Linked DNA regions of Mus musculus: all the other regions are linked to region 4. A link is a loop called in an ENCODE intact Hi-C map of the cell type or tissue named here. Cell type or tissue: heart. All regions are shown on one strand. Region 1 holds the start of Gm40164 (a long non-coding RNA gene). Region 2 holds the start of Ccn1 (cellular communication network factor 1). Region 3 has its middle 9.9 kb from the start of Gm35187. Region 4 has its middle 29 kb from the start of Ddah1. Region 5 overlaps Znhit6 (zinc finger, HIT type 6).

Region 1 (5,000 bases), 98 kb after region 4:
CATTTTGCTTTCTTCCATTTTCCAGAACAGGTGTCCCCTTACCCCCACCCCCGCCGCCCAGTAAGGAAGGTGCCCTAAAGCGTTGATCATACAACAGGGCTGGGATATTCAGATATCCAAAAGAAGGTTCCAGTAAGACTTTATGCACACGGCTACAGGGCAGGCTTTCCATTTGAAAAGGGAGTTTGAACTTGAAGCCAATCCTAGTCTGGGTCACCAGCGTAACTGGACTCCAGGTGGAGAGCGCTGCTTTTTTTCTTTATCTACCCTGGTAAATTATTAAAGGACTCTTCTGCCCAGGGGAGATCATTAACTACTGCAAGGCATCCGCCAGGTGCTGCACGGGGAGTCAGGGCAGCTCTGGTTAGGTAGGACCAAGCTTCCTCGGTCGGCCCTCACCTGTCAGCCAGAATAAGGCAAAGGGCCCCAGCGGGCATGCAAAGGGTGGGGATGGGGACCGTGGGCAGAGAGTGCAGGCAGATTTCAGATCCAGTGGGTAACTCCAATCCACCTCCCCCAGTGGCCTGCACGGCAGGCAGGTGCACCTGCACCAACCCACACTCTTTCCTGCTTCCTGGAGGGCGAAACTCCTGGGTGGCAGCTGTGACTTGGGGAAACAGAGACTGGGGCGAGTTCCATTGGTCATGGGGCAATGTCTATGCTGTTGACACAGGACAGTAGGACTAAGCAGGCGTCACAGAGCCAGAGCTCAGCCTTGTCTCCAGCCCAGCCTCTTCGTGAACTGTGAAGGTGATGCAGAGAGTGGGGTGGCATGTCCAGGGTGCCCTACACAGACCTCAAATTAAAGGAAATAGAAGGCACCACAGAGAGATGAGCACAGAATTTACTTGCAATAATTCAAATCCAAATAGGCATATTTCTGACTTGGTGAAGTGGTGGGGCATGGCGAAACAAAACTGTAACAACTATCTCAGACTTTTCTAGCTTTGTTACCTTGGGCAAGTTCCTTTCTTTGTCTGTCTGTCTCTCTTCCTCTCTGTCTCTCTCTCTCTCTCTCCCTCTCTCTCTGTCTATCTGTCTCTCCTCTCTCTGTCTCTCGCCCTCTCTCTCTCCCTCGGTCTGTCTGTCTCTCTCACCTAGGGTGAAAGTTGGTGAGGGGGAAAAAGAGAGAGCTGATGAGAGCCAGGAGCCATGGAGAAAGCTTTGTCTGTCATATTTAAATCCACTAACACACCCAGACCTACACTCTGAGAATGGTGCCCTGGGTGAATGGTTCTTGTACTTCAGGGGCAGGGCAGTACCTCCATCTCTGGCACTAGGCTGCCCCTCCTCCATGCCAGAGCTGTTGCTGGTCTCAAAGAGTTAAATCATGTGTAGGCCCAACTTACTAAAATCAAGTCCTTCCCAGCGCAAGCGTTTGGCAATGAGAGGCATGGCCAAGGAGAGCCCCATGGAAGCTAGCGTTCAGGGACCCTGCTTCCTTCTGGAGGAGCCAGAGGAGGCTATATGTCCTCAGCTCCTTAAAGGACACACTGAGCTTGGCCCAGGGAAAGGCAGTTCAGGTATTGGAGGATGGTAGGGGTGTGTGGGGGCAGCTTAACAGAAACAAGGAAGCTGTCTGGGTGGGCCTAGGGGGTCTGACAAGATGGAGTCCTGAGCAGTGCAGAGTTCAGGATCAGGACGAAGTACCAGAGAGGTAAATTCTCCAGGTCAGCCTTCCTCGTGGGAGGCCTCCCAAGGACACTGGGCCTCAGGTTCTTATTGTCTGAGGTCATGGAACCTCCTGAAGGTATGCCAGGAATGTGGACGCCTGACTCACTCTTCCTTGAGAGTTCACAGTCTGAAGTTCATAAAAGCCCCGGCTCTCCCCTTCAGTCATTCTTCAAACATCTGCCCACATGCTTCCCAGCTGGGGTCTGTGGGGAGACAATGGGGGACGGGAAAGCAGAATAGGAAACGAAGAGATCCAGGAGCCATCACCAAGTTAGCCCCTCAGCATTGACAATGACACTACTCAGCACAGATCTCCCACAGAGAAGCAGGGCTGCAGAAACTAGCCATATCGCACCCTGCCTCGGTTTCCTTGTCGTACACAAGGACTGCAGCGTCTGCCGGAGAGGCCTGTGAGGAGGACCAAGTGAGTAAAGGTGTGGAAGGTAGCGAAGGAATCTCTGACTTGCTTATTGACACGCCACTCACTGAGGACCAAGAAGGAGCCTTCTAAACACAAGGCGGGAACAAGGAAGCCTGCTCGAACGGGATTCTGTGGGATGGGACGGATTCGAAGTCGTGTCCTGCCCTGTTAGCAGCTGTCCAGGTGAGGGGGAGTCACGCCATGCCACGCCACCCTTAGGAGGAGGGCAGAGGATGAACGTGAGGGTCGCATACGGCCTGAGACCAGACACAGCGTTTCCATTTGGCGTGTTTCTCCCTTCTGGAAACGGTCACCATAACACCTAGAAACACAGGCTGTGCAGGAGAGATGTGGCATGTGGGTGGGTCACACAAGTGACTGCGGAACGACGTGAACCCCTCGTTTGTCCTGTTGATGAGTCGGTCGAGAACAGAGGAGACAGTGTTCCCCTCCATTCTGACCCCAGCACAGAGGACTGGGCGTGCTGCTCTCCAGACATGGCTCCTACAAGGTGCTCATGAGACACACCCATGCCATACCGTCCTTGGAGCTAGTTTCCAGATCTGTCCATCACTGGGGCTCACAGACATGGCTCAGTCAGTAGAGTGCTTGGCCAGAACACATGACCCCCTGCCGGTTCAGTCCCCAGGACCGTGCAAACACATGGCTATAATCCTGGCACTCAGGTGGTCATCCTCAGCTGCAGAGTGATTTTGAGGCTACCCTGGGCTACATGAAACCCTCTCTCAAAAAGAAAGAGAAAAAAAAAGAAAAAGAAAAAGAAAATGTCAGTTGTCTTGAGTCAAAGGTCTGTACCTAAGCAGTCCTAACCACTAAGGGTCCTCTAAGATCAAAGACTAGTTCTGGCTCCTGGAAGATTTTACAGGCTATTTGTTTATTCTTCCCTGTTAAGGAAAGTCCAGGAAAGCTACTGGAGTGTACAGCAGATATGGCCCATGGTCCCAGGGTGTGCTGTGGGCATAATGCTTATCTGTTGCTCTGAAGTCACTGGTTTCTCTCTATCCATATCCCATTCCTCAAGGAGAGACTGGATACCTGCTTGTGGTGTGTCTTCATGTGTGACCAAACAGTAGGAATCTCATAAATTTGAAAGGTCTTTTAAGTTAAAAATAGTTCCTTTTAAAAAATATTTATTTATTATATGTAAGTACATTGTAGCTGTCTTCAGACACACCAGAAGAGGGCATCCAATTTCATTATGGATGGTTGTGAGCCATGATGTGGTTGCTGGGATTTGAACTCAGGACCTTTTGAAGAGCAGTCAGTGTTCTTACCTGCTGAGTCATCTCTCCAGCCCTAAAAACAGCTCTAGTAAATGAGAGAAGTCAGGGGTTTCGCTGAAGAGGACCAGAAGAAACTGGCTTAAATAGTAGCTGAATAGACAGACAGAAGACAGAGGCTGTCCTACTGTCAGACCAGTGGGCCCATGTCCTTCTTTGGTCTCATCATATGAAAAGTAACCAGAGAGGTGAGACACAGTGATTCTTGAAATGTGTCATTATTAGATTCCTTACTATTAATCATTAAAATCCCTCTTTTTTATTAACTAGAATTTTCTAACAATAAATACAGACTTATGGTAAATAATTCAAACGGGGGAAAAAAGGAAATGGGGTGAAAAGTAAAATTCCTGGTGGCTTAGTGAGTAGAGGTGCTTGCCGCTTGCCACCAAGCCTGATGACCTGACTTCGATCCCTGGGGAAGAGAGAACCGACACTTGCAAGCTGTGTTGTAGCGTGCATGTGCCCACACACACACACACACACACAAACACACGGAGAGAGAGAGAGACAGAGAAAGACAGAGAGAGACACACAGAGAGATAGAGACAGAGAGAGACACAGAGAGAATACATACATAAATAAAATACAATAATAGTATTTAAAAAAATTTTTTTTTCTCCACTCCATGTCCCCTGCTCTTCTCTGGGCACCATTCCCAATGAGACCTCTACCAAGACAGTTTCTTTCCCGTCTTTCTAGAACTGTCTGTGTGTATCCCTGTCCTTTCTGAGCCCCGGGGACCTTTCCTGTTGTTTCTGCTGACTTGGAATTCCTGTGCCTTTGCGTGACAGGCTCTCTCTGTGTTCTGTTACAACCTACTCAGAATTCGCACCTACTCAGAGAGCTTTTCTATGCCCTCTCTATTGGAACATCCCATCAGGAACATGGCTTGTTCTAAGCTCCAGGCTACTGGCAACCCAGTCCTCAGCACAACGTCTGGAATGCAGAAGCCATCTGCCACACGCATGATGGATGTGTGTGTGAGAGTATGGGGCGGGGCGTGTACACACTCACAGACTTTCCACAGACATAAACAGGATGGGATTATAGAATACAGCAATTTGCTTTCTATTTCATGAAAATAATGATAATTAGTGTTCCTTAAGCACCTAGTGTTCCAAGCATCTGACATTTATACTTTTAAAACAACTCCACAATACTAGCAGATATTCAAGATGACAAAGTCAGAAAAATGAAGGTATAAAGCCACTAGACTCCCTTGGGTCATCTGATTTGAAAATGGAAAAACATATAATGCATATATGTATATGTACTTATAAATCTATATTAATCATAATATAACCATAATCATGTGGTTGTTTGAATAATCATGGCCCCCATAGCTTCATATATTTGAATGGTCATTAGGGAGTGGCACTACTTAGGAGGGCTTGGGAGGTGTGGCCTTGTTAGGGAAAGTGTGTCACTGAGGGTGAGTTTGAGGTTTCTAAAAAGCCCATTCTAAGCCCAGACTCTCTCTCTTCCTGCTGTCTGCAGGTCTGGATGTAGAACTCTCAGCTGGCTCTTTCAGGACCATGTCTGCCTGCACGCTGTCATGCTCCCTGCTGTCACACTCCCTGCTTTGATAATGGACTACACCT
Region 2 (5,000 bases), 82 kb after region 4:
CCCTCGCGCCCCAAGCATCCCGCCCTCCCCAAAGGAAGTTGTTATTTAAAGTGGAAAAAAACGAACTTTTTTTTCTCTCTGATGGATCTGAGAAGAGGGGGGAAAAGGTGCAACGGAGCCAGGGGAGGTGCTTGGCAGCAGCCCGCGCCAACCAACATTCCTGAGATGTTTGAGAATTCTAGAACGCGCCGACAGAGCTACGTCACTGCAACACGCGGCGCCTAGGCAGGCATTATAAAGGGCGGGCTCCCGGCGCTGGGGCAGACCGTGAGCGAGAGCGCCCCAGAGAAGCGCCTGCAATCTCTGCGCCTCCTCCGCCAGCACCTCGAGAGAAGGACACCCGCCGCCTCGGCCCTCGCCTCACCGCACTCCGGGCGCATTTGATCCCGCTGCTCGCCGGCTTGTTGGTTCTGTGTCGCCGCGCTCGCCCCGGTTCCTCCTGCGCGCCACAATGAGCTCCAGCACCTTCAGGACGCTCGCTGTCGCCGTCACCCTTCTCCACTTGACCAGACTGGTGAGTTGGATTTTTTTTTTTAACCACTGCTTCCCGGTCTGCCCTCATCGATTCCTTTCCCCGGGCCATGATCTTTCACCGCAGGGAAAGTTAGACTGAAAAGTTCGGAGGTAGCTGTTGCTTTATGCCCAGGGGGCCTCTTCCTGGGACGCAGCCGCTGGGGTGGTCAGGCTGCCGGGACGCGATCGAGACACTTCTGGTGGACGGAGCCCCACAGCCAGACCTAGGCTCAGGGCAGTTTACGTGCCTCCCCGAGCAATGCAAAGCAATCTCACGCGCTTCTCCCTCTTGCAGGCGCTCTCCACCTGCCCCGCCGCCTGCCACTGCCCTCTGGAGGCACCCAAGTGCGCCCCGGGAGTCGGGTTGGTCCGGGACGGCTGCGGCTGCTGTAAGGTCTGCGCTAAACAACTCAACGAGGACTGCAGCAAAACTCAGCCCTGCGACCACACCAAGGGGTTGGAATGCAATTTCGGCGCCAGCTCCACCGCTCTGAAAGGGATCTGCAGAGGTAAGAGGCTTGTGGTTTGGCCCCTTTAAAAAAAATAATAGTCCCCATAGTCCAGAAGTTTAGTAATTTTGAGACCATGTATGGTGGACGCTTTGTTGATGGTAGCTTGGCAGAAAGGCACATGATTTCAGCAGTCTGGAATGCAATTCAGAGTGTCTGGGCCCAACGAAAAGCGCATACGGAAAAGTGATTCCTGACTAACTTATTGTTCAGCTCTGGAGTCTCGGGGGAACTGTAGGGAACTTTACCATACATTGAATTGAACAGCGGAAAATATGTATGAGTTTCAGCCTGTGGCGGCGAATCTTAACCTTCTCCTCTCTCTCTTTTGGTCGTCTTTGCAGCTCAGTCAGAAGGCAGACCCTGTGAATATAACTCCAGAATCTACCAAAACGGGGAAAGCTTCCAGCCCAACTGTAAACACCAGTGCACATGTATTGATGGCGCCGTGGGCTGCATTCCTCTGTGTCCCCAAGAACTGTCTCTCCCCAATCTGGGCTGTCCCAACCCCCGGCTGGTGAAAGTCAGCGGGCAGTGCTGTGAAGAGTGGGTTTGTGATGAAGACAGCATTAAGGACTCCCTGGACGACCAGGATGACCTCCTCGGACTCGATGCCTCGGAGGTGGAGTTAACGAGAAACAATGAGTTAATCGCAATTGGAAAAGGCAGCTCACTGAAGAGGCTTCCTGGTAAGTGGATATAGAGTCCTTAAGACACTGTGCAGAAATGCTTTCTTGGTCTGCAACTTTGTAGAAACCAGTGTGTGTATGCAAGCATCTAAGAAGCCTTCCATTTCCTTTATCTTTCTAGTCTTTGGCACCGAACCGCGAGTTCTTTTCAACCCTCTGCACGCCCATGGCCAGAAATGCATCGTTCAGACCACGTCTTGGTCCCAGTGCTCCAAGAGCTGCGGAACTGGCATCTCCACACGAGTTACCAATGACAACCCAGAGTGCCGCCTGGTGAAAGAGACCCGGATCTGTGAAGTGCGTCCTTGTGGACAACCAGTGTACAGCAGCCTAAAAGTAAGTTTCTTTCAGGGCTTGACCGTGATGACCCCACAGGTGGGTGGGATATGAGCCTCTGTTCAAAAAAGAAAAAAAGAAAAGTCCATGATATATCTGAAAAGAAATTGTCTTTATGAAGCCCAACACTATGTACAGTGGTTAAAAGCATACCTCCAAACAAACAAACAAACAAAAACAAAAAAACAACAATCCTCATTCTTGGCTTTCTTTTGTTCTTTCTTCCAGAAGGGCAAGAAATGCAGCAAGACCAAGAAATCCCCAGAACCAGTCAGATTTACTTATGCAGGATGCTCCAGTGTCAAGAAATACCGGCCCAAATACTGCGGCTCCTGCGTAGATGGCCGGTGCTGCACACCTCTGCAGACCAGAACTGTGAAGATGCGGTTCCGATGCGAAGATGGAGAGATGTTTTCCAAGAATGTCATGATGATCCAGTCCTGCAAATGTAACTACAACTGCCCGCATCCCAACGAGGCATCGTTCCGACTGTACAGCCTATTCAATGACATCCACAAGTTCAGGGACTAAGTGCCTCCAGGGTTCCTAGTGTGGGCTGGACAGAGGAGAAGCGCAAGCATCATGGAGACGTGGGTGGGCGGAGGATGAATGGTGCCTTGCTCATTCTTGAGTAGCATTAGGGTATTTCAAAACTGCCAAGGGGCTGATGTGGACGGACAGCAGCGCAGCCGCAGTTGGAGAATGCCAAGGGGCTGATGTGGACGGACAGCAGCGCAGCCGCAGTTGGAGAAGACTTCGCTTCATAGTACTGGAGCGGGCATTATTGCTCCATATTGGAGCATGTTTACGGATGACGTTCTGTTTTCTGTTTGTAAATTATTTGCTAAGTGTATTTTTTTGCTCCAGACCCCCCCCCCCCTTTCTTGGTTCTACAATTGTAATAGAGACAAAATAAGATTAGTTGGGCCAAGTGAAAGCCCTGCTTGTCCTTTGACAGAAGTAAATGAAAGCGCCTCTCATTCCTTCCCGAGCGGAGGGGGGACACTCTGTGAGTGTCCTTGGGGCAGCTACCTGCACTCTAAAACTGCAAACAGAAACCAGGTGTTTTAAGATTGAATGTTTTTTTATTTATCAAAGTGTAGCTTTTGGGGAGGGAGGGGAAATGTAATACTGGAATAATTTGTAAATGATTTTAATTTTATATCAGTGAAGAGAATTTATTTATAAAATTAATCATTTAATAAAGAAATATTTACCTAATATCTGAATGTATGTTGTTTGGTATTTTTAGAACCCATCCAGGCAATCAGGAACAACTGTTCTTGTCAATCATTCCAACAGGATTTTTTTCCCCTGAGGACCTACTATGTGTCAAGAACTACTCTAGGTGCCCTACTTGGGTGACAGTGAACTGTTAGGAAAGTGGCTGCCCTTGCAAATCTTTAGGGAACAATGGTGGCATATAAGCTGTCAGCTTGGAGGGCGAAGTACTGAACACGGGCATTTGTGAAGCAGAAAAAGGAAGCAGAAATTGAATTTGTTAACCTAAAACAATGATTTATTTTTACAAGGATTGAAATGAAAGCCTAAGAGTTACCCCATTACCCCGAACAAGTGCGGCACTTGTTTCTTATTTTAGCTTCGGGGTGATTCTGTGTGTGGTGCAAGTAGAGGTGGGGAACCTTTTAGTAACCTCTGACCACAGCTGCATGGATGAAGTGTATCTAAAAATTAGAGAAGCTGCTTCAATATTTTACCATTGGCTACTAGCAGAAGCGAGGGGAAATTCCTGGGACCTATTGGGTCGCTGGTTTGTTAATAGATGAGCTTGAAGCAAAGACTTGTGTTAATCCTAATAAGCCAGTGAGGAATTTCAAGGGCTTTCCAGTTGCTAAAGGGCCAGGGCTGCCCACCCCCTTCCTTTAATAGCACACATCATATTGATGGCCGAAGGAGCATTTAGATAGAGTGGGCTATCCAGAGGTCAAAGGCTAGACACTGAGCATTCTAAAAGAAAGGGGCTGACTGTGGTCTAGGAGAGGTAGAGACAGCTGCACTAATGTGTGTGAAAAAAAGCCAGCAGCCTGTGTTAGAAAAATCTACATCTTTAGAAAGCGCTGACAATAAACCTTTTATAGGAGAAATTTTCCTTTCACCGGCAGTCCTGGCTCCCATTCAATCCACAGTGAGATATTGCAGTCTGCACTTGAATCCTTAGACATAAGAGAAAGTGTTTTGAGAAGTGGGGGAGGGAGACAGCTCTTGGGATTGTATAAGGGAGTTTTCTAGATAGATGAATTAATAATGGTGATTTAATAAAGACCTAAAAAACTAAAATAGAATAAAATAAAATAAAATAACAAAACAAAACACTTTCTCGGCATCTGTCTTAGAGCTTTCGAGATGAATGGCTAGGACAATCTACAGTCAACAAGTCTCTAATCTTGACAGTACCCTGCCTGAAATACTGCAGATTGTACCTTCAGAACTGTGAGTTTTTCTCACCGAAGGCACTGGCATTTTATGGTATTTGGGACTTAAGCGCCACCTGGCCTCGTTGTGGATTGCAGCTAGGCTGGTCAGTGTGTGATGCTAACATGCGGAAGATGATGAAGGCATGAGGATTTTGTGAGGGCAGTTCTGATGGACAGATCTTGGAATCCATAAGCAATACCCCCAGTATGAATCCTGAATTGTTGCCTTATGTCCAGAGAGCCCACAGACTCTTCCTGTCTGTTCAGAGACCACAGAATGATGTTGTATGGATCCATGGCATGGGTAAAAAGACAGTGTCTGTGCAAAGTGTCCCAAATGAGGGACAATGTAGCTGAGAAAAACAGTGGATCTTTGAAAGGCCATTGATCTCCATGAACTTACAGTGATGGTGCCAAGTACGTTCAGTTACCACAATGATATGTAGAGCGCAAATTATGCCCCTTTATTTGGACAGGAAAGTACAACAGAAATATAAATACAGTGATACAGAAAATAC
Region 3 (5,000 bases), 170 kb before region 4:
TGTGCATGAATGTTTTGCTGACGCATAAGTCTGTGCACCACGTGTGTACCCGGTGCCCGGGGAGGTTAGAGGAGGGCACTGGATTCCCTGGAGCTGGAGCTAAAGATGGTGTTCAGTCACCATAGAGGTGGTGGGAATTGAACTTGGGTCCTCTGCAAGAACAAGTGCTCTTAAGTGCTGAGCCATCTCTGGCTCTCACTGTGAGTTTAGTTGGGACATTCTTGATAACCAGTAGCATCAAACATCTGCCCACATGACTAATGACTAATGGTTATTTATTTGTAGATATTCTCTGGAGAAGTATCTCTTCAACCTTTTGCCTGTTTTCAAACTGTTTTTTTTTTTTTATGATCAAGTCAAAGAATTCTTTTTGTATTCTAGGAATGTCTTTTTTCTGGTACACAGTTTGTAAATTCTTTCATTTAGTAAATTTTCTCCTCACTTCCTCATCTGTATCCTTTGAAGCACAAATGCCTTCCGTTTTAACATGCCAAGCTTGTTTTCCATTTGTTGCTTATATTTTTGGTATCATAAGAATTTAACGACAAATCCAAGGTTGTGAGGGTTTACTAGTAGGTTTTCTTCTAAGATATTTATTATTATTATTATTATTATTATTATTATTATTATTGGATTCCTGGTCTCGAGTAAGCTATGCTTGCCTTGAACTTGCTATGACATCTGTCACAACCGTGGACTTCTGGTCCCATTTTCCTACCTCCCAGATGCTAGGATTACAGGAATGTATCACTGTGCCTAGTTAGTGCAGCTCAGTGACTCTAACCCAGGCTTTAGTCCTTGCTAAGAAAGCACTGTTAACTGGCTCACCCACAACGCTCCCAGGAACCTTACAGTCCTAACATTAGAGTTCTGATCTGTTTTGAGTTGAATTTTATCTGCGATGTGAGAGGGAGGATCTAGCTTCACTCCTTTGCTTACGGGCATACGTTTTCTTCTCTCCCCTGTTCCACAGCCTCTATACTCCTGTTGAAAGTAAGCTGACTGTAGGCACCTGGGTTTGTTTCCACGTTCTCATGTCACCTGTTCATCTGTAGTCTATCCTTACGCAATCCTTCACTGACTCGTTACTTCTGAAGTTTTAAAACTGGGATACATGAGTCCTCCAACTCCACCCACCACCACCTTTAGTGATGTCTTCGCTGTTTCAGGCCCCTGATGCTCCTATAGAAACCTGTAAAACTTAAAGCTTTCAGGGTTGGAGAGATGGTTCAGCTGTTAAGATCACTGGGCTCTTCCAGAGGACCCAGGTTCAATTCCCAGCACCCACATGATGGCTCCATCTGCTCTAACTCCAGAAGTTGTCTTTCCATGTGTTCTGTTCTTTGATTCCTTTAACAATTTCATCCATTCTCAGAATCTGTCTTCTCCTGCCTTTATTAGTTGATTTACATATTCGATTCATTTCAAATGGAATTGTTCTCCTAAGAGTGTGTTTGTCCATCCTAAATGCAGAGAAATACCAATGACTTATTTAAATGTTGATTTGGCATCCTGAAATGCTGAGCTCAATGGCTTGTTTTGATTCTTTTTCATAAGCCCCTGAGGGTTTTGAGGATCGGGACTATATGATCGGCAGGCAGAGATGGCTTTGGTCTTGTTCACTTCACTGCAAATGAACTCAATTGTTCTGTAGAAAAGACTCCAGTTCTTTCCTCTCCTGATTCTCCTGCTAGACAACATGTCGGAGGCATCTCTCTGGATGGGGTGGGCCAGGAAGAACTGTCCATTTTTCTCTGACACTTTTGCTTGGTTGCTGAGGACTAAGGGCATCCATCCGTAGACTCAAGGATCTTTAGCTTGCCAGCAGGGAGGGTCACTCAGGGATGTGTCAGTTCTCTTACAGGAGCCGTCCTCTCAAAGAGCAGCCTCCGTCCCACAGAAGGGGTTGCGTGGACCCTCATCTTTGGAGCACACTCACCCCTCAGCATCAGATGTGCTGGGCCAGCGTGAGGGACACTCATGTCCTGCCCTTCCTCTGGAAGGCAAACCTCACCTGGGGAGCTGTGAGGTCCCAAGAGAGCCCTGTTCCTTACTCTGTCATGTGGCACTGGGGTTCTGTCGCATGAACTGAGAGTGGGGGGGGAAGGGTGTGGTGTTGGTTCAAATACCACACTTGCCTACAGACCTCACCGAATTAGCCTGCCTGCTTGCCTGCCTTCCTTCCTTCCTTCCTTCCTTCCTTCCTTCCTTCCTTCCTTCCTTCCTTCCTTCCTTCCTTCCTCCCTCCCTCCCTTCCTTTCTTCCTTCCTTCCTTTTTCCCTTTCCTGCCCTCTCTCTTCCCTCTCTTCTTCCTTCCCTCCATCCCCTCCTTTCTTCACTGAAGGTCAAACCCAGGGCTGAACACACTAGGCAAGCCCTGTAGAGCTGAAGGAACACATGCTGTATCCAATCCATGACCACGATGAGTGACTCAAGTGTGGTGTCCTCTTTGGAAGCAGTTCTCACCATTTCCCCATCAGAAGCAGATTCTTATAATGCAAACTGAGTGTGGAGGCCTCAGTATTGTCATCTGCTACATGAAGACCGTGTGTGTCTGACTGTGAGTCCGAGGTGATAGAGTGGAATGGAAAGCCACCCGGAGCCTAATTGTAGACTCTTGGGTGGTAAAGGAACACCTTACCTACCCTGCTGTCCATGCTGTCCGTTCCCAGGGTTGCTGGCTGGAACAGTCTCTCTGCCACCACACCACTCTTGCTCATGGTCCATGAACACCCCAACGATAGGAACCTCACTGATCTTAAACTATTATCCCCGTGAGCAATATGACCAAATAAAATGCAAACATCTAGGGCTAGATGTCAACACAGAAGGTCAGAATTTTAAACAACATTGTGTGACCAGAAAGTCCCGGGAACAGCTGCAAAATGGCAACTTGATGTTTGGGACCAAGTGCTCACATGGTGTGTCTAAGTTTAGAATCAACACAGTGTCTATTAAAGAGGGCCTGGACCGGCAGGTCTGGGACGTGATGATCTTTCACTCCGAGGCCGCCTGCGGCTGATTTGGATCCAATAATTTTCTGATACTGAGTGAAGGAGAGCCTGGCCACAGCACATGCCTCCAGCTCAGAAATGTGCCAGGAATTAGGATTTAAATGCCAGCTCTGTGAGACAGCACTGGCATTGCGCCACCCCACCCCCACCCCTCTCTGACCTGCTGTAACTCTTCACCACGGGCTCTGTGCAGATATACTCTGACCTCTCCAGCTCCCTCCTGGGTATCTCAGCCAGCTCCTTGTTGGGGGACGCTGACCTTGTGAATCCTCACCTGGGCCCCATCAGAAGCATCTCCAAGCCAACGGGTCAGCAGCAGATCAGAGCGAAACAAGAAAGGGACTGATGTGTGTCTTCTCAGCTTGGGGCCTGCTCTGGCAAGTTCCAGACGCACCTTCTTGTCTTAGTCTTAGAGGCACAATCTGCCATCCTAGCCCCGGTGAGCCAAGGAGTGTTGTGACGGCTGGGTTTGCGGCGTCTCACTCAGCCCCTGCATGGAGGTTTAGCATTGAGGCCTCTGAATGAGCTGTTGGCTCTGCTCTCTTCCAAGTGTCAGTGAATTCTGTTTCCTGCTGGAATCCTCTCTAAAGTTTTACCCTGTTTATCATTAACTTTTAAATTAATTTATTTAAGAGACGGGCTCTAATTGTGATGCCCAGGCTGGCCTGGGACTCATGGTGATCTTCTGCCCCCAGTTCCTGGGTGCTGGGGTTACAAGTGGGAGAGATGGCACTCGGCTCCCATTGCCATCTAGCCCTGGTAACAGCTTCTGTCTTCCCATTATTTTTTAGGCTGAAAGAAAACACGAGAGAGAGAGGGGGGGGCCTGGTGTTTCTCTCCTAGTATTAGTCCTAGGGAACTTCACACACTCATCTGGGTCCCCAGTCAACAAAATAGATGACTTTGTTCACATCCTGTCCTGGAATTTTGAGCCTCTGTTGGGTGCGTGAATCAGTGTTTGTTCCACAAGTTCCTTCCAGAAGTAATAAAACTAACATTTCTACAGAGCTGAGCTCTTGCTTGGAATAGAACTTGTTTGCTGTCAGAGCTTTTCTGTGGAATCCATGTAGAATAAGCAGTTATTGTACTTTGCTGGGATACAGGGTGTTTCAACACCTAGCATGTAGTATTCTGATTGTATTTGGGGGGAACTTGCCTCTTAGGGTTTATCAAATTTCAATCAATAAGCTTCTTTGTCCATGTAGAGGTACATAACTTTATGTTTCAAGAGAAATGGTTAATGGACCAGTTGAGGATGTGGGTTAAGAGGTACAAAGTTCAGATACATGTGATGATTGAGTTCTAGAGGCTTAATATATAGCCATAGGGTCAAAACTAACATCAGCCAAAGGGTGACAGCCAACATCAGACATAGGAGGAGCACAGCTAACAGCAGACATAGGAGGAGCACAGCTAACAGCAGACATAGGAGCACAGCTAACAGCAGACATAGGAGCACAGCTAACAGCAGACATAGGAGGAGCACAGCTATCAGCAGACATAGGAGGAGCACAGCTAACAGCAGACATAGGAGGAGCACAGCTAACAGCAGACATAGGAGGAGCACAGCTAACAGCAGACATAGGAGCACAGTCAACAGCACTGCACTGCATACTTAAAATCTTTTTTTTTTTTTTTTGGTTTTTTAAGACAGGGATTCTCTGTACAGCCCTGGCTGTCCTGGAACTCACTTTGTAGACCAGGCTAGCCTCCAACTCAGAAATTCACCTGCCTCTGCCTCCCAAGTGCTAGGATTAAAGGCGTGTGCCACTACTGCCCGGCTTAAAATCTTGAAATAAATGAACAATTTTTAACATTCTACACACAAAAATGTCAACTATAATTATGCAATTATTTTATAATTTATATGTACTTCAAAATGCCAAGTTTCAATAGGCCATTTACATTTATGTACTTTATCTCAAATTAAGAAAAAAAAAAGACCGGGCTAGGGAAAAAGCGAACTGCCTTTGTGGCACCATTTTA
Region 4 (5,000 bases):
GTAACCCTGGCTGTCCTAGAACTCTCTGTGGACCACACTGGCCTCAAACTTACAGAAATCTGCCTGCTTCTGCCTCCCCAGAGCTAGGAATAACGGTGTGTGCCGCTACTGCCCAGTTTTCACAACTCTTATTATTTTTATTTGGGGTGTGTGTGTGTGTGTGTGTGTGTTCAGAGGTTCCTGAACTTGTGCCTTCATAAGCCGTCCATCCGTTATAATATTAAAGACAGTATTTTATGACTATGTCAATATAAAGATGAATCAAATGTTCTGAAATAATACACTATAGCAGTAGGTCCCCCTTCCTTGGAATCAACCAAGGGCAGACTGAAATTATTTTTAAAGCTTGTGTCAATATTGAACACGCATATGCTTTTTTTCTCGTTATTGCCCAGACAAAACACTTAAGCATGCATTTCCATAGCACTTGCATCACAGTAGGTGTCTCAAGTGACCCAGAGATTATTTGAAGCACACGGGAGGGTGTGTAGAGATAACATGCAAATCCTGCATCATTTTCACAGAGGGTACAAGGGCATCCAAGGAGCTGGGCATCCCAGGGAACCCTAAAGCAGTCTTCTAAAGACATCAAGTGTAACATGTATTTCTAAGTCTCTAGATCTATTGTGGTGACAGGGGCCACGTTTACAGTTTCTATCATCTCGATTCATTTTCTGTTGCTATTGCAAAACACTGCAGGAGGCTGGGAAACCCAAGAGCATGGTGCTGTCTTGGCTGGGGAAGTCATGGGGGAGCTTCATGCTGCTTCCTAAGCAAGCATACTCCAGGGGGATCTAGAAACTGGGCCAAGTCACTCTCTTGGTTAGGAATCTCCTCTTACTGTAACTAAGCCTTCCCTTTGAAGGCACTGTCATTCGATCGATTTGTGACGGCTCTGCTCCAATAACAGAATCATCTCTTGATGGCCCTGCCTTTCCATACTGTTCCAGGGACAACTGACTTCCAACATGTGCTCTGGAGGAGACCTCTGCGCCCCGTCACCTGTGGCTAAGTCAGTGTCAGCCAGCGTGTGTTAAATGTATGTCCACTGAGAGAATGACCAGAGAACACGGCTTACAGTTAGCTCAGCAATGCTGCTTCCTACCGCTGCTGTTTGGGAATGACTTTCCGCTTAAAATATTTTTCAGAGGCAACCAATTAATAAACTCTCGACAAAAACACAGACATCCACTTAATCCCAAGCCAGCTATTGAAGCACAGAACTATAAACAAAACTAAACCCAAGAGCTCTGTTAGAAAGCTGTCAAACTGGCAAAACAAATATTTTTCAATAACATCACAGACTGCTATAATATTGAACAAATACAGCACACCTTCTAAATGATGAAATCCAAATATTTTCTTTTAAAAATTCTGACATTCCAAAAGAGGCTGTTCATAAGGCGGGGACTTTGAACGTGTGGGCTGGTGCTTGGACTGTATTGTACCTGAGCAGAGCTAAGGAACCTATATACGTATTTCATAAATAGAAAATTGGCTGATTAAATGTGAGGCATGGATAAATAGGACTGAACATAATGCACTGAAACACAGCCATCTTAGAGGAACGATTTATCTGTGCACGGAGCTGTTTCTTCCAACAGTTCAATGCTTACTATTTAATATCAGCATAAAGTACAGAAGGCAGCTCTTTAGTTCCTAGCAAGGTGAAACTGGTGGCCAAGTGTTTTGCTTTGGGACGCAACCAGACTGACAACCGTGGCCTTAAAATGTAGATGGCCTGTCCGAGTGTTTTCCCGAGCTTCCAAACGCAGTGAACGGTGTTCATCAAGAGGCATCTTTGTATTGTCTGGGTAGAGCTGTGTGCAAATTAGTTCCTAGGTCATAATTCACCCTCACTCTTCTGAAGGGAAATTATACATATGAAGTCATGTTAGTATTTATGGGATAGGCATTTACCAGAAAGCTCTCAAAGGCTGCATAATGAAATAGCATTAAAGCCCCCTAAATTAATTAACCATAATACTGGAATAGATTCCACTAATGGTTCTACTTCCCAGACACCACTCTCCTTTTAATATTTCTTAAAGGAAAACAATCACATTTTTCATCCCCTTTTACTGACATTTAGCCACCAGGAGCAGAAACCTGTCCACACCCCTGGGACAGCAGGAGGGTGAGGTCACCGACTGGTCACACTCTCTAGTTTCTCTCCTCTCCAAGGGCATCGGCTGCTCCAGCAGCTGACACATCCTGCTGTCCTTGGAAACAGGAAACCAGCCTAGAGTTTCTTTCGGGCTATCTCCAGCATTGCATTAGCAGATTGTCAGGCTTCCCAGACCCTTGTAAATACCTTTCACTGATGGAGTGGGTGAAGGCTCCCAGGGACTGGTGAACAGGGAAGGGTATTTGTGATTGGCAGGGGAAGGACCTGGCTCAGCTGCTGGCCATCGTGGGATGGCTCTGGAGATGAAAGAAGCAAAAGACAAAGAGGAAACACAAGGCCATTTGGTCCATCTCACACAGATGAGCAGACTGATGTCTGCTCCTAGAACAGCCCAGGCCTCTTGGGAGGTCAATGCTGCCCAGGCGAAGGCCCAGCAAAGGGAAGTTCAGATGATCCATGCAGTAGACCCACAAATTGAAGCGATTCAACCAGCTGTCCATCAAAGCAGCAAGTCATCTTCCCACATGCCCAGCTTGGGTCACTATCTCACTGGCTAGCAGTGCCAGCAGAGGGCAGCCAGAGAAAGGAGAGGAGTCCTGTTGTAGACAGAGCTACCGTCTTCTGGACAAGTTGTGGCAAATACTCTGGGTTACTCACAGTAACAGCGGACTTCCTGTTCTTCAGTCACACACCCACCTCATCTGCATTTGTCTTTGTAGTTCTCTGGGTCATCTCTCCCAAAGAATGAATAAGTTGGTCTATGAAGGGGTGGATGGGGTGGGAGCTACAAAGTCATCCATGCTAACTCTTGACAACCTAGGGAAGAGTGGCTTTTTGTGTGCTAAAGCTGCTGGTGGTGTTTGTAAATACAAGCACAGACCCTTAAGTCGTGCTTGATTTTAAAAAAATAAGTAAAACTGGATGTGGGGAAGCTAGAGAGATGGCTCAGCAGTTAATAGCATTTGCTGTTCTTGCTAAAGACCTGGGTTCACTCTCCACCTCCCACTTGTTTGTAGCTTCAGTTCCAGGGTATCCACCATCTCCATGGGCCCCAGGCACACACGTGGCCCACAGCAGACATACCTGAAGGCAAAACGCTTATATACTTATACTCATACTGTGGCGTGTGCCCCCACAAGCATGTCGTGTGCACATGATAGTAATTTTTTTAATTCAAGGGAAATGTTGAAAATGTACAGAGTTTTTTCTTGTCAAAATTCTCTGAAGAGCACATAATAATATGTGTATAATGTTGCATCCTATTGAGTGTAGTAGTTATAAAAGTCAATGGAAACTTACAGGAAGGTGGAGGGTTACTGCAAACGTGCACCGTCTTACACCAGGGACTTGAGAAATGTCAAATCTTATACCCTCTGGTGGGAGGGAAGTCCTGGAACCAATTTCCAGGGTACTCCAAGAGACTGCTGTGCAGTGGAAATGGCTTATCAATGCAGAGTAAGGCTCACTGAAGGCGCAGATGTAATTTTTAAAAATCCGAACAGACTGCGGTGACAGGCTCACAGAGAGGACCTGTATGTGTCCTGCTGTACTTTGGTGGGCATAAGAAAAGTCTCATTGGCTCTTAGTCCCAGGCCTTTGTGGCAATCAGCTCGAGTGGAGGAGATGGGGAATTCAGGATTGGTTGGCATTCTAAGAGGAAAAACTATTCGGTATCTTTCCATGTCACTCACTAAGATCTGTGTGACACTGTCATGAGCAATCCACTACCCAGAGGTCTTCATCAGATAAACAGGACTTTGAGATTCACGGCCAAGGAATGTAGGCTGGAGAGGCACTCCCAGCGCCAGCTGCTACCTGCACAGCCAAGTGCTGTGGCTGGCGAGGGACCAAGGAGGCATGCTGCAACTGGGAGCCCCAACAACCAGCCACAACCCCCGCAGGTCTTAATCCCGAAATGAAAAGTAATTGCTCTTGGCTTAAAGAAGAAAGGAAAACACCATCCTTAGCTGGATTGTGTATCATTGGTTCCCCCATCCGCCCCCCACTCCTGCCTCCCAAACTGTGCTGAACACCAGATTCTGAAAACCTGCTTGACATTTGAAAATGAGAGAAAATAAGTGTTTTCTGTCAATGTTATTTAAATCTACCCAGGAACACTAACACAGGAGAATATTTGACTGCAGATGTTTTGATTAATATGATTAAGTAGATGGGTTTCTGCCTTTAGCTCTAAGGAACAGTACTTTAATGGTAACTTACCTGAAACTAATTGTAGAAGACCTGGGTGGAAAAAACAGCCCTTTGGTTTATATTTTGAAGCTGAGGTTTGATTTTCCTGCAGAAAAGTCTGGGCCAAGGCTGCCCGAACTGGCTTTTAGTACAGATGGAATTATAACTGAAAAATTTGGAGGAAAGGGGAGGGGAAGCCGTCGTGTTAATATATTCCTGTAGTGGAATTGTCTTCTCAGCAGGAAAAAAAAAAGAAAGAGAGAAAACTCATAAAAATTCATAAAGGAACAGCTGCAAGTTTAAATTATTGTCACGGGGAACTGAAGATAGTTCTAACCTGCAATCGAATAAGTAATATTTCTATTTGTATTTGTTTGCCTTTGCCCAGGGTTCTGTATACACTCTCCATTCTTCCTTAAGGTTCAGGGAACACGGACACTGAGCAAAAACACCAAGAGCAAGAATAAAAAAAACAAATCTCACCTTTCAGGTTCCAGGTTCCAAGTTCTAAATGATGTGTGTTAATTTAGATAGTCTTCAATGGACTCCTAATGACACAGAACTAATTAAAAGAATTCTCACCCCTGGAACCAAGGCTGCTGGGTTTCCTCTTCAGTTGAGCCAAATCAGACTCTTTATACAGACAGCAATTTCGTGTGGATTAATTCAATACTACAGGCCC
Region 5 (5,000 bases), 150 kb after region 4:
AGGTTCCACACACACCAAATATACCTTTCAAAATACTCACACGCCCCTATGGGGACACCATGACAGACAGGAAGATGAGCAGATATATGCATACCAAAAAGTGGTATTAAATGCCGACATCTGTTTCATGTTAACTGTGGAGAAAATGAGTACTACAGGAACTCAGGCACGAGAGACAGGATGGAGAGCAGATGAGCTGTGTGTACATGTGCACAGATAGTGAGGGGACGCCAAAGAGGGAGACACCCTAGGAATCAGCAGGAAATCAGGAGGGGCAGACTACAGATCGCCTGTCCAAGGGGTTTACCTCAATAAACTCCCCGGTGTAGCATGGCAGGCTTGTCCGCAGCCCACCATGACTCATCCCTGGTGTAGCACGGCAGGCTTGTCCGCAGCCCACCAGGACTCACTACCCTGCCCTCTAGACACACAAACTACCTCCACTGTCTTAAAGTCCCTAGGCCTTTGGAGCTGCTATCATACCAGCAGAGTACAAACCTGTTCCCCTTCCTTTTAAATGAGTCTTGGACCTTGATGAGGTCAGAATATGAAATAAATAAGATGCTCTCTAGCCGGTGGTCCAGCCTGGGGAGGCTATGGCACCTTAAGAGGTGGGTACAGCTGGAAGAACGGGATGCTGGGGTTACCAGCCTTGAGCATTACAGTCTGGCCCCACTTCTAGGCCCCTGTCTTTCTCTATCTGATCTACCTGATGAGATGAGCTGTGCCATAGATCCCTCACCTGCCCCTTGTCAGGGATGTGGTCATGATGCACACTGCTCTTCTTGGTTTTCTTCTGTGCTCCCAGGCAGTGAGACTTGTGCATCTACTGCGCCCTGTATGTCACCACTCCAATCAGTAGTACTCAACTGTGCAGAGGCTGCTGAGAAGTTGGGCAGGAGCTAGTAGGTACATAGGCCAGTAGTTTTCAACCAGAGGCAGATTTCAAACTCATCTGGTGCTTTTTAAAAATAAGGATACCCTAAGGTCCATGAAGTAACAGCTCTGTTCATCAAGCCTAATTCTGAGCTTCAGAACCGCCCACAGTTAGTTCTGGAAGGTGCTCTGAGCTGAATCCCCTAAACATGGCAAACAGTCCCATCACTATATAGATCCTCCTTGATACCCAGGCAGCAGGCATAGAGAAGTGGCCTGCCAAGAAAACTCCCCTCCCTCAACATCAGGCCTTACCATGGTGAGCATGAAACAAGCAAAGAGTATCTATGACCTATGTAGTGATCTTCTTTAACTAGCAAACACACAAGGCATCTCCCATTATTCATGAGAAATACCTGACATAGTCTCTGCTCTGCTTAAAAAGGTAGCAATTCAGGTTGCAGAGTGATTGAAAGCTGGAAAGAACCCAGATGTCCCTCAACAGAGGAATGGATACAGAAAATGTGGTTCATTTACACAATGCAGTACTGGTCAGCTATTAAAAAGAATGAATTTATGAAATTCCTAGGCAAATGGACGGATCTGGAGGGTATCATCCTGAGTGAGGTAACCCAGTCACAAAAGAACTCACATGATATGTACTCACTGGTAAGTGGGTATTAGCCCAGAAACCTAGAATACTCAAGATACAATTTGCAAAACACATGAAACTGAAGAAGAACGAAGACCAAAGTGTGGACACTTTGCCCCTTCTTAGAATTGGGAACAAAACACCCATGGAAGGAGTTACAGAGACAAAGTTTGGAGCTGAGACAAAAGGATGAACCATCTAGAGACTGCCATACCCAGGAATCCATCCCATAATCAGCCTTCAAACGCTAACATCATTGCATACACAAGCAAGATTTTGCTGGAAGGACCCAGATATAGCTCTCTCTTGTGAGACTATGCCGGGGCCTAGCAAACACAGAAGTGGATGCTCACAGTCAGCTATTGAATGGATCACAAGGCTCCCAATGGAGGAGCTAGAGAAAGCACCCAAGGAGCTAAAGGGATCTGCAACCCTATAGGTGGAACAACATTATGAACTAACCAGTACCCCGGAGCTCTTGACTTTAGCTGCATATGTATCAAAAGATGGCCTAGTCGGCCATCACTGGAAAGAGAGGCCCTTTGGACTTGCAAACTTTATATGCCCCAGTACAGGGGAACGCCAGGGCCAAGAAGTGGGAGTGAGTGGGTAGGGGAGCAGGGGGCAGGCAGGGTATAGGGGACTTCAGGGACAGCATTTGAAATGTAAATGAAGAAAATACCTAATAAAAAATTGGAAAAAAAAAAAGCAGATGTTAACTTCTAGCCACGGAAGAACAAAACATTTCAGACTTTCAGACACAGGCTAGGTGATGAGATTACAGATTTAAACTACCAGCAATCCTGCCAACAGCCAAAGTAACCACCCGAGGCCCTGACCACAGTGGGCAAGAAGCTGTAATATTCTGAGTAGGTGGCCATCATGGTAAAGCATGACGACTGAACATGACCAGTGTTAGGTTTTCCAGAGACAGTCTTTGAGCAGCACTGCGGGAATGTATGCCCTAGGAAGCAGTGTCACAGAGCTCCCTTGCCTGCTGTCATGGACACAGTCAGGAGAGGCCGGGCAGGGGAACAATCAGGCTTCTACTTCTTCCCAGTGTTTTTAGAAGGCCCCACAGTCACTCTGAAATTCCTCTGTAACATCTAAAAGCCACATGGAAAAGGAATAGCAGAATTCAACATTTCAGCACAACTTTGAGTCTGTAGTATATTGCCCTCTGAATCTCACTGTAAAGCCCACCTGTTCTCCACAACTGCAAGACTCACCGTTTCACTTATCCTTGCTCCTTTCTAAAGCGAAGCTATAGGAATGTACAAACCTACACTTACATAGATACCATGTTAAAAACAATCCTGTGTTTAAAGAAATGCATTGCCACAACTATTTAAGGAAATCATTGCAATTATGTTAACCAACAAGTAGATGGGCATGTTACACGATATAACAAGAAAGCTATAATTGTATCTAAGGAATAAAATGTTTTTAAATTTGTAAAATGTTTGTTAAGTCTTTACAAGAGGGACACCTAGTGGCTAACTTCTAAAACAGAACCGGAACACTTAAATACTAATTCACATTTTGACAACGGGCATGTCTCTATGATCTATAAGTTCTATAAAGATGATATATACATCTGTAGAAAGCAAAAAACCAAACCAAACCAAACCCCAAGTCCAAAAGATGGATTAAGAAGTTTAGGACTCACAGTTCTAAGTAGGAGGTACAAGAACAATAAGTACTTACTGACCATAAGTACAGGGCTTAGGGGTTGTCTAGAACTGGGTGGGGCAGAGGAAGGTGAAGCCTGGGCCCTTCTGGGGAACTGGTCCTTAGGCCATACAAGAATACAGGTTGAGAGTAGAGCTAATCACACAGGCTGAGTACTGAGTACTGAGTACTGGTGTCTTAGTCAGCTATAGTCAGAGAGGCTTCTTTCTGCAGCAGATGGGGTCAGATACAGAGATTCACAGCCAGACAAAACACAGAGAGGGAGGGAAGGAAGGGAAGAAGGGAGGGAGGGTAGGTGAGTGCCTGAGAGAAAGCCTGAGCATGCATGCTTGGAACCTCTCTAAGCAAGGTATGTGCATCAAATCCCTCTGCTCAGGGAACACTGCAGAAGAGGAGTCAGGAGAAGGAGAGAAAGAAGAAAAGAGATGGAGAACAACGGGAGAACAAGGTCCCTCTAAAACAACTGACCAAAGTCCATAAGAGGCCACAGACACTGCAGTGAGGCCTGCGGAGGTCAGAGGTGGGAGGTGCCTGAGTCAGAACTCTGAGACCAGTCTGGACAGTACAGTGAGACCTGCCTACAAAACAGAGGCAGTAAGTCTATAGGGGTGTTAACCTTGCACCAAGGTACAAAGTGCTGAGTGAGGAGGAGGAGGAACGAGTTAGTCCAAGGAAACTAGCTTTTACCACCCTTCCGAGATCTGAAGTTAAGCTCCCCAAATACTTCCATGATGTTCTAGGTCTCAAAGAAAACTTCACGACACTCAAAAAGTAGGATTCCTCCAAGTAGGATTCTCAGCCATGAACGTTTCTGGGCACCATTAGAAATGCACACTATCAAATTCCAGCCCAGCCACAAATATTGTTGAGGCACTGTCAGAAATACATGTTATCACATTCCAACTCACTGAGATGAAATCACAAGGATATTTACTGGTTTGTTATGTACATTAACATTTGAGAAGCTTCTCCAAGGACAACATACAAGTTCTTGGACATTCACACCAGTCACAGGACATGCAATTATCAGTTTCTGTTGTCATCCAGGAACAGTTTACAGATCTGACGTTTGTTTACAATGTTCTAAAGCAAACCAAACCTTATAGGTTGTCCCTTATCAAATTATGACAGCTATACATACAGTAAAAGTGAGACACCTACCTATGGTCAAAAACTGTTGAATTCTCTTTTCTCTTGCTAAATCCATTGGGTAGAAGCCTCAAGTAAATGCCTTGCTTTCGGGCACGATTCTTCATAAAGAACAGCTAACAACAAAACCAAATAAAAGTTAATTTCAGAATGCTTTACAATTCATATTCAGATAATAGTATACAAAGAAGGTACAAAATGGGATATACTGACACCTGTTTCTAACATATGTTACTCCCTCTGAGTTAGTAATTAAGCTCAAGGAGGTAACTGGACAATCTCAAAGTAGCTCAACCAAGCCTTCTACTGAGTTAAAGAAGACACAAGATCACCCAGAGGATGGGGGGGTGGGTGGGTGGGGGATCAAGTTTTCTAGTTAAGCGGATAGGAATCTAAGAGTTGTAATGCCAAGTTGGAAAGTCAAGTCATAAGTCCACGGAAAAGGGTTAGCAATCACCAGCTAAGTAAGAAAATTACAAAAATAATGGAATGTAATTTTGTAAGTCATCAGACTTTGGTTTTAGTAACGGCAGTAGTTATAAAGATGAATTTTTCCATGAAAACATAGCCAAGCAATGGGAGAAATACATATATAAGGATAAGAATATTTAAAAATTGCCTTAAAACCATT

Evidence for each region. A loop is a pair of places that touch in the nucleus more often than their neighbours do. Peaks named below come from ENCODE experiments on the same cell type or tissue, not always from the same donor. Only the 100,000 strongest peaks of a DNase experiment are listed, where the experiment ranks them.
Region 1: it touches region 4 in a loop (2.1-fold over the local background); 8 of 42 quality-filtered maps call a loop at or near these places.
Region 2: it touches region 4 in a loop (6-fold over the local background); 8 of 42 quality-filtered maps call a loop at or near these places.
Region 3: it touches region 4 in a loop (4-fold over the local background); 8 of 42 quality-filtered maps call a loop at or near these places.
Region 5: it touches region 4 in a loop (4-fold over the local background); 10 of 42 quality-filtered maps call a loop at or near these places.

The regions. Positions count from the first base shown.
Region 1 is chr3:145,629,831-145,634,830 of GRCm38, reverse strand. It overlaps Gm40164 (a long non-coding RNA gene), which reads left to right and starts at 1,858. Exons shown (of 2, transcript XR_867694.3): 1 at 1,858-2,278; 2 at 4,897-5,000. In heart, no CTCF peak of the experiment used is centred here; no DNase peak of the experiment used is centred here; H3K27ac peaks cover 1,781 bases.
Region 2 is chr3:145,645,244-145,650,243 of GRCm38, reverse strand. It overlaps Ccn1 (cellular communication network factor 1), which reads left to right and starts at 259. Exons shown (of 5, transcript NM_010516.2): 1 at 259-514; 2 at 809-1,022; 3 at 1,367-1,711; 4 at 1,833-2,047; 5 at 2,276-3,273. The coding sequence starts at 452. The coding sequence ends at 2,578. Gm17501 (a long non-coding RNA gene) reads right to left here and starts at 167. Exons shown (of 3, transcript XR_003954574.1): 1 at 1-167. In heart, CTCF peaks have their summits at 841 (motif pointing left) and 2,021; DNase peaks (open chromatin) are centred at 203, 923, 1,953 and 2,703; H3K4me3 peaks cover 2,661 bases; H3K27ac peaks cover 2,027 bases.
Region 3 is chr3:145,898,116-145,903,115 of GRCm38, reverse strand. No RefSeq gene overlaps it. Among named protein-coding and RNA genes, the nearest start is that of Gm35187, 9.9 kb to the right of the region's middle. In heart, no CTCF peak of the experiment used is centred here; a DNase peak (open chromatin) is centred at 3,015; H3K27ac peaks cover 2,312 bases.
Region 4 is chr3:145,727,471-145,732,470 of GRCm38, reverse strand. No RefSeq gene overlaps it. Among named protein-coding and RNA genes, the nearest start is that of Ddah1, 29 kb to the left of the region's middle. In heart, a CTCF peak has its summit at 2,694 (motif pointing right); a DNase peak (open chromatin) is centred at 2,690; H3K27ac peaks cover 1,164 bases.
Region 5 is chr3:145,582,014-145,587,013 of GRCm38, reverse strand. It overlaps Znhit6 (zinc finger, HIT type 6), which reads right to left. Exons shown (of 10, transcript NM_001081094.1): 5 at 4,382-4,485. Among named protein-coding and RNA genes, the nearest start is that of Znhit6, 8.3 kb to the right of the region's middle. In heart, a CTCF peak has its summit at 3,012 (motif pointing left); no DNase peak of the experiment used is centred here.